Linked DNA regions of Homo sapiens: regions 2 and 3 are each linked to region 1. The links are chromatin contacts, found by Hi-C or POLR2A ChIA-PET in ENCODE. All regions are on one chromosome and are shown on one strand. Each heading gives the region's core, a stretch centred on a gene start or an enhancer-like site at or near the end of the contact. The rest is flanking DNA. Distances are from core to core; before and after follow the strand shown.

Evidence for each region. Hi-C counts contacts between places; a loop is a spot of excess contacts on that map. ChIA-PET counts read pairs that join two places held with the same protein, here RNA polymerase II (POLR2A). Pooled maps may share reads with other maps.
Region 2: a pooled map shows a loop between it and region 1 (2.5-fold over the local background). The contact joins the promoter of TRIM11 here to the promoter of ITPKB-IT1 in region 1. A Hi-C loop is called at or near these places in 3 of 50 pooled maps. POLR2A ChIA-PET finds 5 or more read pairs at or near these places in 2 of 52 experiments (activated T-cell and activated naive CD8-positive, alpha-beta T cell).
Region 3: a loop to region 1 is called in a pooled map, with 7 times the contacts of the local background. The contact joins the promoter of LINC02765 here to the promoter of ITPKB-IT1 in region 1. A Hi-C loop is called at or near these places in 1 of 37 single-sample maps with no recorded cell type and 6 of 50 pooled maps. POLR2A ChIA-PET finds 5 or more read pairs at or near these places in 1 of 52 experiments (MCF 10A).

Annotation. Positions count from the first base shown.
Region 1 is chr1:226,673,138-226,677,106 of GRCh38, forward strand. It overlaps ITPKB-IT1 (ITPKB intronic transcript 1), which reads right to left and starts at 1,931. Exons shown (of 2, transcript NR_103784.1): 1 at 1,780-1,931. The region is part of intron 2 of ITPKB (inositol-trisphosphate 3-kinase B); the gene reads right to left. RefSeq lists a silencer at 2,913-3,062.
Region 2 is chr1:228,404,581-228,408,549 of GRCh38, forward strand. TRIM11 (tripartite motif containing 11) reads right to left here and starts at 2,255. Exons shown (of 6, transcript NM_145214.3): 1 at 1,574-2,255. The coding sequence starts at 1,981. It overlaps TRIM17 (tripartite motif containing 17), which reads right to left. Exons shown (of 7, transcript NM_016102.4): 7 at 3,355-3,969. The coding sequence ends at 3,621. RefSeq lists silencers at 1,967-2,206, 2,267-2,356, 2,497-2,566 and enhancers at 2,917-2,966, 3,158-3,817.
Region 3 is chr1:225,465,424-225,469,392 of GRCh38, forward strand. It overlaps LINC02765 (long intergenic non-protein coding RNA 2765), which reads right to left and starts at 2,349. Exons shown (of 3, transcript NR_187303.1): 1 at 1,766-2,349. RefSeq lists enhancers at 124-1,013, 1,702-2,001, 2,052-2,311, 2,442-2,721.

The DNA.
Region 1 (3,969 bases), core at 681-3,180:
GAGGCAGGAGGACTGCTTGAGGCCAGGAGTTCAAGACCAGCCTGGGCAACATGGTGAGACCCCTTGTCTCTATAAAAAACACAAAAATTAGCCAGGTGTGGTGGCGCGCACCTGTGGTCCCAGCTACTCGGGAGGCTGAGGCAGGAGGATTGCTTGAACACAGGGGTAGAGGCTGCCATGTTCGTGCCACTGCACTCCAGCCTGGGTGACAGAGCATGACCCTGTCTCAAAAAACAATAAATAAAATAAAACAGGGATGAACTGGAGAAACTGTGAAGGTATAGGTGCTGTCTTGCTTAGGGGTGGGGATGATTTACGGAAGGCTAACACAAGGGCCTTGGTTAGTCTAAAGATAATCACGGCAACTAGGTGGTGGTACCAGGAACTAGTCCACCAAATCCCAACCTGCAGCCAAAAAGTCTCAACTCTCACCTATAAAGGGATCCTTCTAAATTCTCTAGATGTATGGAAATCTTTGACAGGTCTTCTGAAGCCTAGAGTCATCGTATAAACATAGATAAATAGTGTAGATATTGCATAGCTATAGATTGATATGTACATATACCATATACATTAGATATATGCTATATATTTACACTTCTTGGCCTTTCGGCTTTATTATCTATCTCCACAAAGTAGGACAAGACAAGCTTGTTTCCCATTTAAGTTTTTCTATCTGTACTGTTTTGCAAATCCACCAGAGAGTTGCAGGACACTCCTGCTACAGAAAGATTTCTGCCAGGCAGGCTCAGAGACCTGCTCTGTTACTGTTCTATTTAATAACACAAACACACAAATGGGGGCCTTTCTTCCCCATGACTTTCATGGCATGGCTGGGGGCAGAGCTGGGAGGTTTTCACGGCCCATATATCCTCAAACTGCTCCATTTCCCCCCGATCTCAGTTGCCACCCCACTAACTCCGGGGTGATCAGCTCCATACCACAATCATCTCCTGGTGATAGAGTTCCATGGATTTTAAAAGCTGTAAGAAAAACTGAGACAGATTCAGAAGAGATTCTAGTAACCCCAAACCAGCAATTACAAATATTTTTTAAGTATTTATATATACACATTTTTTTTTGAGACAGAGTCTCACTGTTGCCCAGGCTGGAGGGCAGTGGCACCATCTCGGCTCACTGCAACCTCCAACTCCCAGGTTCAAACCAATCTCCTGCCTCAGCCTCCGAGTAGCTGGGATTACAGGCACCTGCCACCACACTTGGCTGATTTTTGTAGTTTTAGTAGAGATGGGGTTTCACCATCTTGGCCAGGCTAGTTTTGAACTCCTGACCTCGTGATCCACCCACCTCAGCCTCCCATAGTGCTGGAATTACAGGCGTGAGCCACTGTGCCTGGCCTAATTTTTGTATTTTTAGTTAGAGACGGGGTTTCACTATGTTGGCCAGGCTGGTCTCGAACTTCTGACCTCAGGTGATCTGCCCGCCTTGGCCTCCCAAAGTGCTGGGATTAAAGGAGTGAGCCACCACACCCAGCCACAAGTTTTAGATACTTAAAATACTTTTAAGTATCTAAAATTAGCACCTCTCTTTAAACCTTTTACTCACCCTTTCCTGACCCTTTCCTTGTATCCCCCATTCCCTTTCGATTTCTTCACCATCCCTATTTGCCTCCTTTTCCTCACTATCTACCCACCAAGTCCTGCTCTGCTCCCATCCCACTTAAGATTTTCGTGTCTATTCTGTATCACCCTTAATGATCCACTGAGGCTGTGAGCTTCCTGTTTACCCACAAGCGTTCAGCGGATCCAGCCATCCTACCAAGGGTTAAAGATGCTGTAGTCCTACTGTGCTGCCTCCGACCCAGTTCCTTCCAAAACAAAGCAGGATGACAAGGTGACTCCACGAGAACTGCGTTTGACCTCTGTGTGGGTTTTCTGTTTCCAAGGCCACAGCAGGGTACTCTGAAAACTCTAAACCAGAAGGAAAGGAGACCTAGCCTTCAGAACTCTGTGTGTATGTGCTTACAGGCAAAAAAAAAAAAAAAAAAAAAAAAAGGAACCAATGAGGTTGTCAGAAGGGGATACTCTGCTGTAACTGGTGTTTACCACGACCCACCGGGTGCTGAGGAGGAAGTGGTTGCTATAACCCCAAGGGGGAAACGCTCGCTTGAAACAGGAAAATAGAACTCTTACAACTTTCCATTAGCAGCGTTCAAGAAGCCGGCCACACTGGGAAACACTTGCACAAGCACTCCCCAGAGTCCTGAGACGAGTGTCAAGACAGTCCAATCACGAAGCACAGATCAGGACACAGATACAGGTCCATGTTTTTTCCAGAACGTCTCAGCACTGGAAAAACTCTCATGATCACTTCCCTTACCTCCAGCAGGCTGAACTTGCAAGGAGCTGTGGGGAGGAGGAAGGAAGGGGAAAATGGCAGGATGACATATTGGAAAGAACGCTGGGCCCAGTGAGGGTCAGAAGACCTGGGCTTTAGTCCCAGTTCTGCGATTTACTAGTGGTGGAACTTTGGGCAAATTACCCAACCTTCCTGCTTCTCGATTTCTACTTCCTCTATAAAACAGGGATATTGTTTACTGCTCTGCTCACATCCTTGGGCTGCTGTGAGAATCCTATGGAATCCTTCATAGGATGAAACTCGTATGTGCTACGCAAATGCTTGTTATCAATGTAAGATTCGAGTCTGCATAAAGCCTTCTTGAGTCCCAGCCTCTTGCTCCTCAAACGCATCCTCTCGGCTACACTTCCACCTGTGCACTTCCTCAACCCACCTTACTTGTAATTCTGCCCACACTTCTGTAGAATTTCTGTAGAAGATCCCATAGTCTGGTCAGAGGAGTATAAGCAAGTCTAAATAACCAAAGTGGGGGGATCTCAACCAAATCATTTGACTCTGGGCTCTGTGCTCCCACATTCTCTCCTCTCCAGAGGTGAAGACTTCATCCTCAATGGCTAATTTGCCTGCTTGGAGGCTCAGATTGGCCCGTGTTCTGAGTCATATTTTCCATTTAGTAAAATGAACATCTGGCTGCTGTATGATGCCTTTTGTGTACCATCACCTAAGCCACAATTACCTGCAAGGTAATTCATACCACTACAGCACGGTGCAAAAACAGGGTTGGTTTGGGATGGTGAAAGTCAGCCATCTTAGTGTCAATCTTGCATGCAAATTCTAATGAAGAAAAGCCACTACCAGCAGGTCCACACACACTCACAAAGAACTCATAAATTATTTTAATCCAAGCGTTCAAAGGGATCCTGGGTCCCAGGAACCATCCTGCTGTTTCATCTCAGTGAGAGGCAAGATGGTTAAGGAAAAACAGCTCTAGTTTCCTCCATCCCCCCAATTCCCCTACCGGTGTGACCTTGACTAGGCCACCCAACCTTCTAAAAACCTTGGCTTCCTCATCTGCAAAATAGGGATAATAACAAGACATGCCCTTCCCGGCTCCCAGGGTTATTATGGCAACCAAGTGAGAAAACAGATGTGAAAGTGCTTTGCAAACCACAAAACACCGTCCAAGTGTGAGGTATTGTTATCTAGCAAAAGTGCCTTGAGAATAACACAGAAATCTGGAAGTATTTTAATTCGTTAATGGACTTATACCACACCTTGACTTAAAAAGGACGTAGGGTAACTGCCTGGAGGAATTCTGAAATAATTTCTAAATAAGTTTATCCAAGCAAGTTGCCAAAACAATCCACTGAATTGGGTAGTAGGCTTTTGGATAATAGGAAAACTGCAGATCGCTGTTCTTTATTCTTATTTCACCTTTTGAGCTCTAAAAAGAACTGGAAGGACCATATTGTGTTGTCTTTTACGCAAGAACTAAACAGTCTCTTTGTACCCTCCACACCCTCCCTATTCTCACTTCCATCCCCTGAGCACCTGGGAAGCAGCTCCTTCTCCAAACCTGCAAACCCTCCTCCCAGAGCCCAGGCTAGCTTGGAAGCCTGGAGCAATTTGAAACGCCGTCCTAAGATCTTG
Region 2 (3,969 bases), core at 1,005-3,504, 1.7 Mb after region 1:
AGGAAGAGCTCTCTGTACTCCTATCTGCCTAAAAGTAGGGTATTCATTCCCCATGAGAAAGGCACCCTCTCTCTACCAGGAAGAGGAGGGCACTCTAATCCTGGGAGATGATTCTGCCTAAACAGACCTTACTACAATGACCATTATCTTGTGTTAATTCTTCCCATCTATTTCCTAGTCACTTTCCCACAATTTATCAGTCCTAGACGCCCAATCCCATTTCTGTGTCCAGTCACTTCTCCACAATTCACAAACCTTTGCTGAAATACGCTTTTCTATGAAGTTCTTGTGCATGTGAAACTTAAAATATTAATCAAATTGTATGATTTTTTTTCCTGTTAATTTGTCTTGTGCCAGTTTAATTTGCAGCCCTGAGCCACTGAACCTAACAGGGTAGAGGGAAATTTTTTTCTTCACCTGCAAAAGAAAGGGTTAAGTGCTATCCCATGAAACTATATCGAGTCAACTCTATAGAGCTATTGGGCACTCTCTGCACCCATTGGGGTAATTGGTGTCACAAGGGTAATTCTGCTGGGCTAACATGTTTCAGGTGTAGACATTCCTGCATGGGCAAAGAAAAGAAAACCCAAATGAATCTGTGTCTGAACAAGCCCACGGATATGGCTCTAAACCACCTTTCTGCTAAAATCCAAAGCAGAAGGGGACAGATTCAGATTTATTCTAGTATCCCAGAAGTTTGCTCTGTGATAGGGACAGATCAAGCTCAGTACTGATTCTAACACTGCCTTAACTGCTCATCTGGCACACACAAGTGACCATGATGCAACACACAAAGTGCAATCAAGAAAGCTCCAAAGATGCTGCCATCTGCCCCACACGTAGGCTCCCAGGAGCACACCTGCAGCAGGTCAGCGAGGAAAGAGGACAGCGGGAGGGAGCGCAGGCCAGGGAACGTGTGCCCCAGGCCCTTCAGCTCGGGTTTTATTTGGGTTTTAAGCAGCAAGACAAGGGGAGAAAAGGCAGGCTGAGCCCTGGCATCTCAGATGGCAGAGATGGCTCCCAGTACCCCACCCAGAAATGCAGGGCAGCCCTGGAGGGGAGGTTAGAGAGGAAACGACTGTGTCCCCCTCATCCTGCCCAGTCTGGGGCTTTCCCAGGACTTAAGTACTGACCTGCTAACACAGTCCCTGCAGGGAGTCCATCTAGGATCGGCCACCTCTGAGGTTCTCCCACTTTCCTCTGATTCCAGCTCCTTGCTGGCCAGGGTATGGCCACATTTTCCTTGCCCCCACTCCACCACCTTCCACCTTCCACCTTCCTCTCTTAGCCTCTATCTATGAGAGGTACGCCCCTCACCCCCGAGAGCAGGGTCTCATTGGCGGCCATGGTCCCAGCCTCAAGGGGCCTGGTTGAAACAGGCTGTGTCATGAGCCCCCACAGCCACCCTGCGCGACACCCCCCTCACAGGCCCACAGCAGGCTGCATCCTGAGCTCCCCGCCCTAGACAGAGACAGATTACTCCCGGAGCAGTCCCCCAAACCTCCCACCCGCCCAGGCCTCCCCAGTCCCCGGCTCCCCGACGCCCCTGCACGCCACCCCCGCCCAGGAGCACCTTGAGGTCTTCGGCCGCGTCCTGCAGCGGCCGCACGCGGTGCGCCCAGTGCTCCCCAGAGCGCTCGCAGGCCGCACACAGGAGGCGCAGCTCGTCGCCACAGAAGGCGGCCAGTGGCTCGCGGTGCGCGGGGCACACGCCCTGCGGGACCGGCGACGGCGGGTGCAGGCGCCGCGCCATCTCGGCCATCTTAGCAAGCGGGCGGTTGGGCCGCAGGTTCCTCTGCGGGGACAGCTCGCGGCACTCGGGGCACGCGTACGGGCCCTCGGGCTGGCCCCAGCAGCGCCGGATGCACTCGCGGCAGAAGTTGTGGCCGCAGTCGGTCATCACCGGATCCGTGAAGTAGTCGAGGCAGATGGCGCAGGTGGCCTCCTCCTGGAGGTTGGTGGACAGGTCGGGGGCGGCCATGGCGCGGACAGAGGGGAGGAAGGCGGTACTGTCCGCGGGGCGGCGGCGGGCGGCCTCGGCAGCTCGCGGGGACGCGGGGTATCCGGGTGCGGCGGCGCAGGCTCGGGCACTCCGGGGCGCGAGGCTCGGGACTCCCGGGTGCTCGGGCTCCGGGGCGCGGGGACTCCAGGGCGCAGGACTCTGGGTTTCGGTAGCGCTGGGCGCGTAGGCTCCGAGCGCTCGGGGGACGCGGGACGTAGGGATCCCGGATGCCGGCAGGAAGAGGAGCCGAGGCGGAAGCAGGAAGCGACTGGGTGGGTTTTGTGTGTTTTTTTTTTTTTTTTTTTTTTTTTTTTTTTTTTTTTGGAACAACCCGCTTTTGCCTCCGATTGGCCGCTGCCAGTCACGCGGCCCGCGGGCGGGACGGAATTGGAGAGCTTTCACTTGCTGACCTGGCGTCACCACCGCTCCGGTTCTTGTGGCCAGGTCTTTTACCCCTGCCCTGGGGAGGACTCAGGCGCAGGGGAGGGATGGGGACAGGGGGCGGGGCGCAGGGGAGGGATGGGGACAGGGGGCGGGGCGCAGGGGAGGGATGGAGCAGGGGGCAGGGCAAGGAGGGATGGGGACTCAGGGCGGGGCACACGGAAGCAACTGCAAGGACTAAGGGAGTCCGCAGCCTGGGGCATTGGAGCCCTTCGCCATACCCCTAGTGCGTCCTCACCCCCTCAGCCCGTGCTTCCCAGGGCGGGTATCCTCGGAAGGCCCGGCCCTCACAGCCTTGGCAGGCCAAGGTCAGAATGATTGGAGTTGGGGGATGGGACGGGGGCATCCCTCCAGGACCAGCTCTCCAGGAGGCCCACATTCTTTCTGCGGGAACCACTCCAAAGGGGCATGCTGTTCCAGGCAGCCCCTCGCGCAGACACTCCGGCTTTGTCGAGGTAGGAGTACGCTTACTCTGGAATTCTGCCTTGCTAGTGACTGACACAGGCTGTTAAAGTGCTTGACCCTGCAGGGGTGGGTGGGGGGTTCCTTGGAAAAGGTAAGGGCGCTGTGGAAAAGAGGCCCCTACATAAATCCTAATCTCTTTGGGATTTTGCCCCTGCTCGTGCAACTTTGGGGATCGAACGGGATGGGGGTGGGCAGCTCTGAGGCTTTTTACGGGTTCAGCCTTTCCCATTTTCCCCCATCGAAGGACCCAATAGGATGCATAGGACATTTCTATGGGCAGCCTGGGACCATCCCTGACACAGCAACCACCCCCGCTCCTCCCCACCATAGGATATTTCTACTTCTTTGACAGAGTAACCTAAACCCCTGGGGGGGCTGGGAGCCACAGATTCCTGTCATTCCAAAGTGGGGGTGGGGGCATGGCTAAAAAAAACGTGACCACGCTGTTCCTGGTGTGTAGGTATGGATTTAGAAATCGGTCCACTCAGAACGCAGGGGCTTTCAAAAGTTTCCTCTAGGAAGCATCTGTCAGTATACCCTCTTAATGTTTGACAGTTCTAATCACAATTATATTTAGAATTTGAGAAACCCCCCTGTGTGTCTAATGGCTGCCAGCGTGATGCCAGAGAACCCTGGCAGGTGGCCTGCAGTAAGCAGAAGGCCCACACCTTCTGCAGAGCCAGGAGCAGTGCCCGAGTCCCCCGGTCTGTGTCTATCCTTTCACCCACATGGTCACTGTGGAGATGACCATCTGACCAGACTTCGGAGCCCCCAGGCAGAAGAAAGGCTGCAGGGGGCCTGGGAAGGTGGCCTGGGAGTAGGTGTGCAGGTGGGACCCATCGCTTACACTGTAGAAGGACACTTCCCCGGCTTCGAAGTCCAGGAAGATGCCCATGTGGCTGGGAGGCTCCATCAGCATGACCGGGGTTAGGGCAGAGAAGGTGGATAAGTACTTGGTCCCCTTGGACAGCTGCACCACCCAGAAGCCGTTTTCGGGGCACTTGGGGACCCTGTCTTTCCGGCTCACGTTGTCCCTGCACACACCCAGGGCCCACAACGCG
Region 3 (3,969 bases), core at 1,099-3,598, 1.2 Mb before region 1:
CTTTTACAAAGTTTTTTTCTGGGTAAGCAAAATGGGCACAGCAGGGTGCTCCTGTCCCATTGACAGCCTGGTGACGCAGGCAGGGCTACGGGCTGGGGCCTGAGGCTATGAACCACGTAGGACTCCAGCATCAGATGTCTTTTCCTGATCCACAGTGCCATGAGACGTCTTTGGTTGAGCACCTGCCAGATGGCTATGAAATGAGCTGTCTGTGCACAAGAAACGAGGTGAGAGGAATGCGCCTTCCCCCAACCTGGAAGGACAGACAGGACTTTGTGCTCCTCCACCAGGCTCCCAGAGTAGGAAGGAAGGATGGGCTTGGGAGCTGATTCTCTGTGCTTCAGGGGCTGCCCAGGCAAGAAGGAACCAACTCCCACAGCCAGACCAGAGAGGAATCACTTGAGTTGCCCGAGGCCCAGCAGGAAGGGGGCCTTGGGCTTGGGGTCCTCCGATAGGAAACGCCTGCCTCCTGCGCAGGCAGCCAGACTGCCCACAGCCCGTGGCGTGGGCCCTGGAAGAGCCACAGAGCTCCCCCATCTCAAGAGCCCTGAAGGGGTCCCTGGGCACAGTCTGGCCACCCAGGAGGACCCCATGGGGACATCTCTGAGCCCCTGGACGGGGGGGACACTGTTCAGGGAACAGAGGAGCCGCAGTGAGTGCCCAGGATTAAGCCAAGGCCGACGCAGTGCTCCTGTTCCCCCAAAAGCCTCGGGACTCCCACATGAGCCCATGCGTTACCGGAAAGGGGTCCGGATCCACACCCTAAGAGAGGATTCTAGGATCTCGCGCAAGAAAGAATTCAGGGTGAGTCCGCAGAGTAAAGTGAAAGCAAGTTTATTAAGGAAGTGAAGGGGCCGGGCGCGGTGGCTCACGCCTGGAATCCCAGCACCTTGGGAGGCTGAAGCGGGTGGATCACCTGAGGTCAGGAGTTCGAGACCAGCTTGCCCAACATGGTGAAACCCCATCTCTACCAAAAATACAAAAAATTAGCCAGGCATGGTGATGGGCACCTGTAATCCCAGCTACTCAGGAGGCTGAGGCAGGAGAATCGCTTAAACCCAGGAGGAGGAGGTTGCAGTGAGCCGAGATCGCACCACTGCACTCCAGCCTGGGCAACAAGAGCGAAACTCTATCAAAAAAAAAAAAAAAAAAGAAAGAAAGAAAAAAGAAAGGAAGGAAGAAAAGAATGGCTACCCCACAGACAGGGCAGCCCTGAGGGCTGCTGGTTGCCCACTTTTATGGTTATTTCTTGATGATATGCTAAACCAGGGGTGGATTATTCGTGCCTCCCCTTTTTAGACCATATAGGGTAACTTCCTGACATTGCTATGGCATTTGTAAACTGTCACGGTGCTGGTGGGAGTGTAGCAGTGAGGATGACCAGCGGTCACTCTCATGGCCATCTTGGTTTTGGTGGGTTTTGGCCAGTTTCTTTACTGCAACCTGTTTTATCAGCAAGGTCTTTATGACCTGTATCTTGTGCCGACCTCCTATCTCATCCTGTGACTTCCTTAACCATCTAGGAATGCAGCCCAGTAGGTCTCAGCCTCATTTTCCCCAGCCCCTATACAAGATGGAGTTGCTCTGGTTCACACGCCTCTGACACATGCAGTGAGGACCCCTCCCCGCCCAGGAACCCAGTGGATGATTCCTCTCAGGAGGTGCGGCTGGGAATTAATTTAATTTAATCTAGAGAAATGATGTTTGTTTCATGTTCAAATGTTCTGGAGAGGTTACACCAGTGACAGAGGCCCTCTGAACTTACACACACAAAAGGCAACTCATTAGCAGGAAGATGAGAAAGCAGAAAGCGTCTCAAGACAGGAAGCTCGGCTTGGTGTCACCCAAATGTGTCTCCCCTTGACAAATCATCTCCCATGATCTGCCGGTCCCCGGGGAGGACAGGCAAGAGGCGGTGATGGGCTGTCAATGTGCATCTCGGCGTGTGGCAGTTGACAGGGCACCTTCATAGGTTTCTTCTCTGCAACTTCACTGCCACCCCCTCAGAAACTGAGACCCATCGGCGGCCGGCCTGAGGCACCCACAGCTGCAGAGAGCCGGGCACATCCAGGGCCTTGGGTGTGTCTCTCCTCCACTGTGGTGGAGGCTCCCCTCCACTGTGCCAAGCCCAGGGGGGCTGGCAGTCCCCGTGGGTGTGGCCCAGAAAGACTGGCAGTGTCTGTCCCAGACCTCAGGGCCACAGTCACCAGATAAGCACCCACTGCACTCAAGGCCTCTCTGATCAAGTCCCACGACCAGGCTCTCCAAGTCCTGACACCGCGGAGACCCCCAAAAGAGGAGGATGGAGCAGAGGGCAAGGCTCTCAGCTCCGCGGACTCACACCCAGCTGCAGAGGCAGGGGGAGCCGCCCTTTCTGTGGCCGGGGAAATTGAGGTCACTTCCTGTCTCGCTTCCCTCTCTCTGTGCTGGCTGCATCCTTCAGAAGGGGGGTGGGTGGCTGCAGGGCAGCGCCAGGCAAGGCTGCGGAGAAGCCGGTGCTCCCTGTGTCTAGGATGAAGAACAGAGCAGGGGGCTCCTCGGCGGTGTCGCTTCACCTCTCTTCCTGCTCCTTGATTCTCTCCACCCCCACCACCAGCCCAGGTGGAGGCTCTCGGTGATGAAGGTGCTGGCAGTGAGGGGCCTGCAGAGTCCGCATCTCTCTGCAGCTCAAGGGGCTCTCGGAGGCCACTGGGAGCTGGAGAGGGAGGAGGTCAGAGGCCTACAATTGGTTTTCCTGCTTGGAGAAAGAACAGATAGGAGCTTTCTAGGGCTGCGGCTCCATAAATAGCTCTAACTGTCCCTTCTCTCTCTTTTATGTTCTTTCAAACATGAAGAAAGAAACAAGCTCTAGCAAGGAACTCAAGTTAGACCGGCAAGTATTTGCCAAAGGTTAAGGGGCCAGAAAGCCAGAAGGTGGACACAACCTTAGGGACCCTGGGCCATGAGCCGTGAGACCTCTAGGATCAGCAGGGCCCAACAGGGCCATGCAGGAAGCCCTAGCTTCAAAGCCACAGGCACTGGGGAGTGGGTGGGGGCTCCCCAAAAACCACACGCTGCTCCCCAAACTCCTTTTAGAAGTGCCCCGGAAGACCTGGACCTGGCTGTGCACAAAAGCACCATGCTCTCCTCTGACCAGATCCCTTGGATGAGGTCCTTAAAGACCCCCTGGAGCTCAGTTTCCTCATCAGTAACTGGAGAGGTTTGCACCAGGTGGTCCTTGAGGGGCTCCCCCCAGCTCTGAGCCCACGATGGTGCATTTCATACCCTGGACTGTGTCTGAAAACTTGAGAAGGAGTAGGGAATAGGATAGATGCGAACTGAGCTTCTTGATGGGGTCCCGTACCTACCCCATATTTACTGCACTAGAAGCAGGGCCTGGAATCCACACTTCAACAAGCTCACACTAAAATGGGAGACCGTGCCACGCTGGCCTTTCTGGGGCTCCTCAGCCACGTTTTTGCACCTGCTGTTCTCTCTGTCTCCATTATTTCCCCTAGATCTGCACTGCTGTGTCCCTGATTTCACTCAGATCACTGCCCAATGTCCTCTTCAGAGAGGTCTTTCCTAACTGCCTCCTCTAACAGGTAAACAAGTAATTTTTTAATGTAGGTATGTCCCATGCAATGTTTGGAAAATACCGATACTAAAACATTATTTGTAATTGATCTGAAATTGAAATGTAACTGGACATCTGGTATTATTATTTGCTAAATCCAGCAACCCTAAGCAACAAGGACTCTGCAACCCAGCCCCCAGACTATAGGCCATTTGTGAGCTTGAGTCTCCAGGGGCGGCAGACAGGGCTGCAGCTGCTACGCCTGCCCAGCCCTTCCCCTCTGCTCCCCTCCCAGAAAGATGCATAAATGCCCGGGGTGGCCTAGGCAATTAAGGCGAATTGTCTTCTGGGCAGTCCTGCATACCTGCAGAGGACTGTAACTACAGAGGTGTGCACAGGAGTTTCTGGGCCAA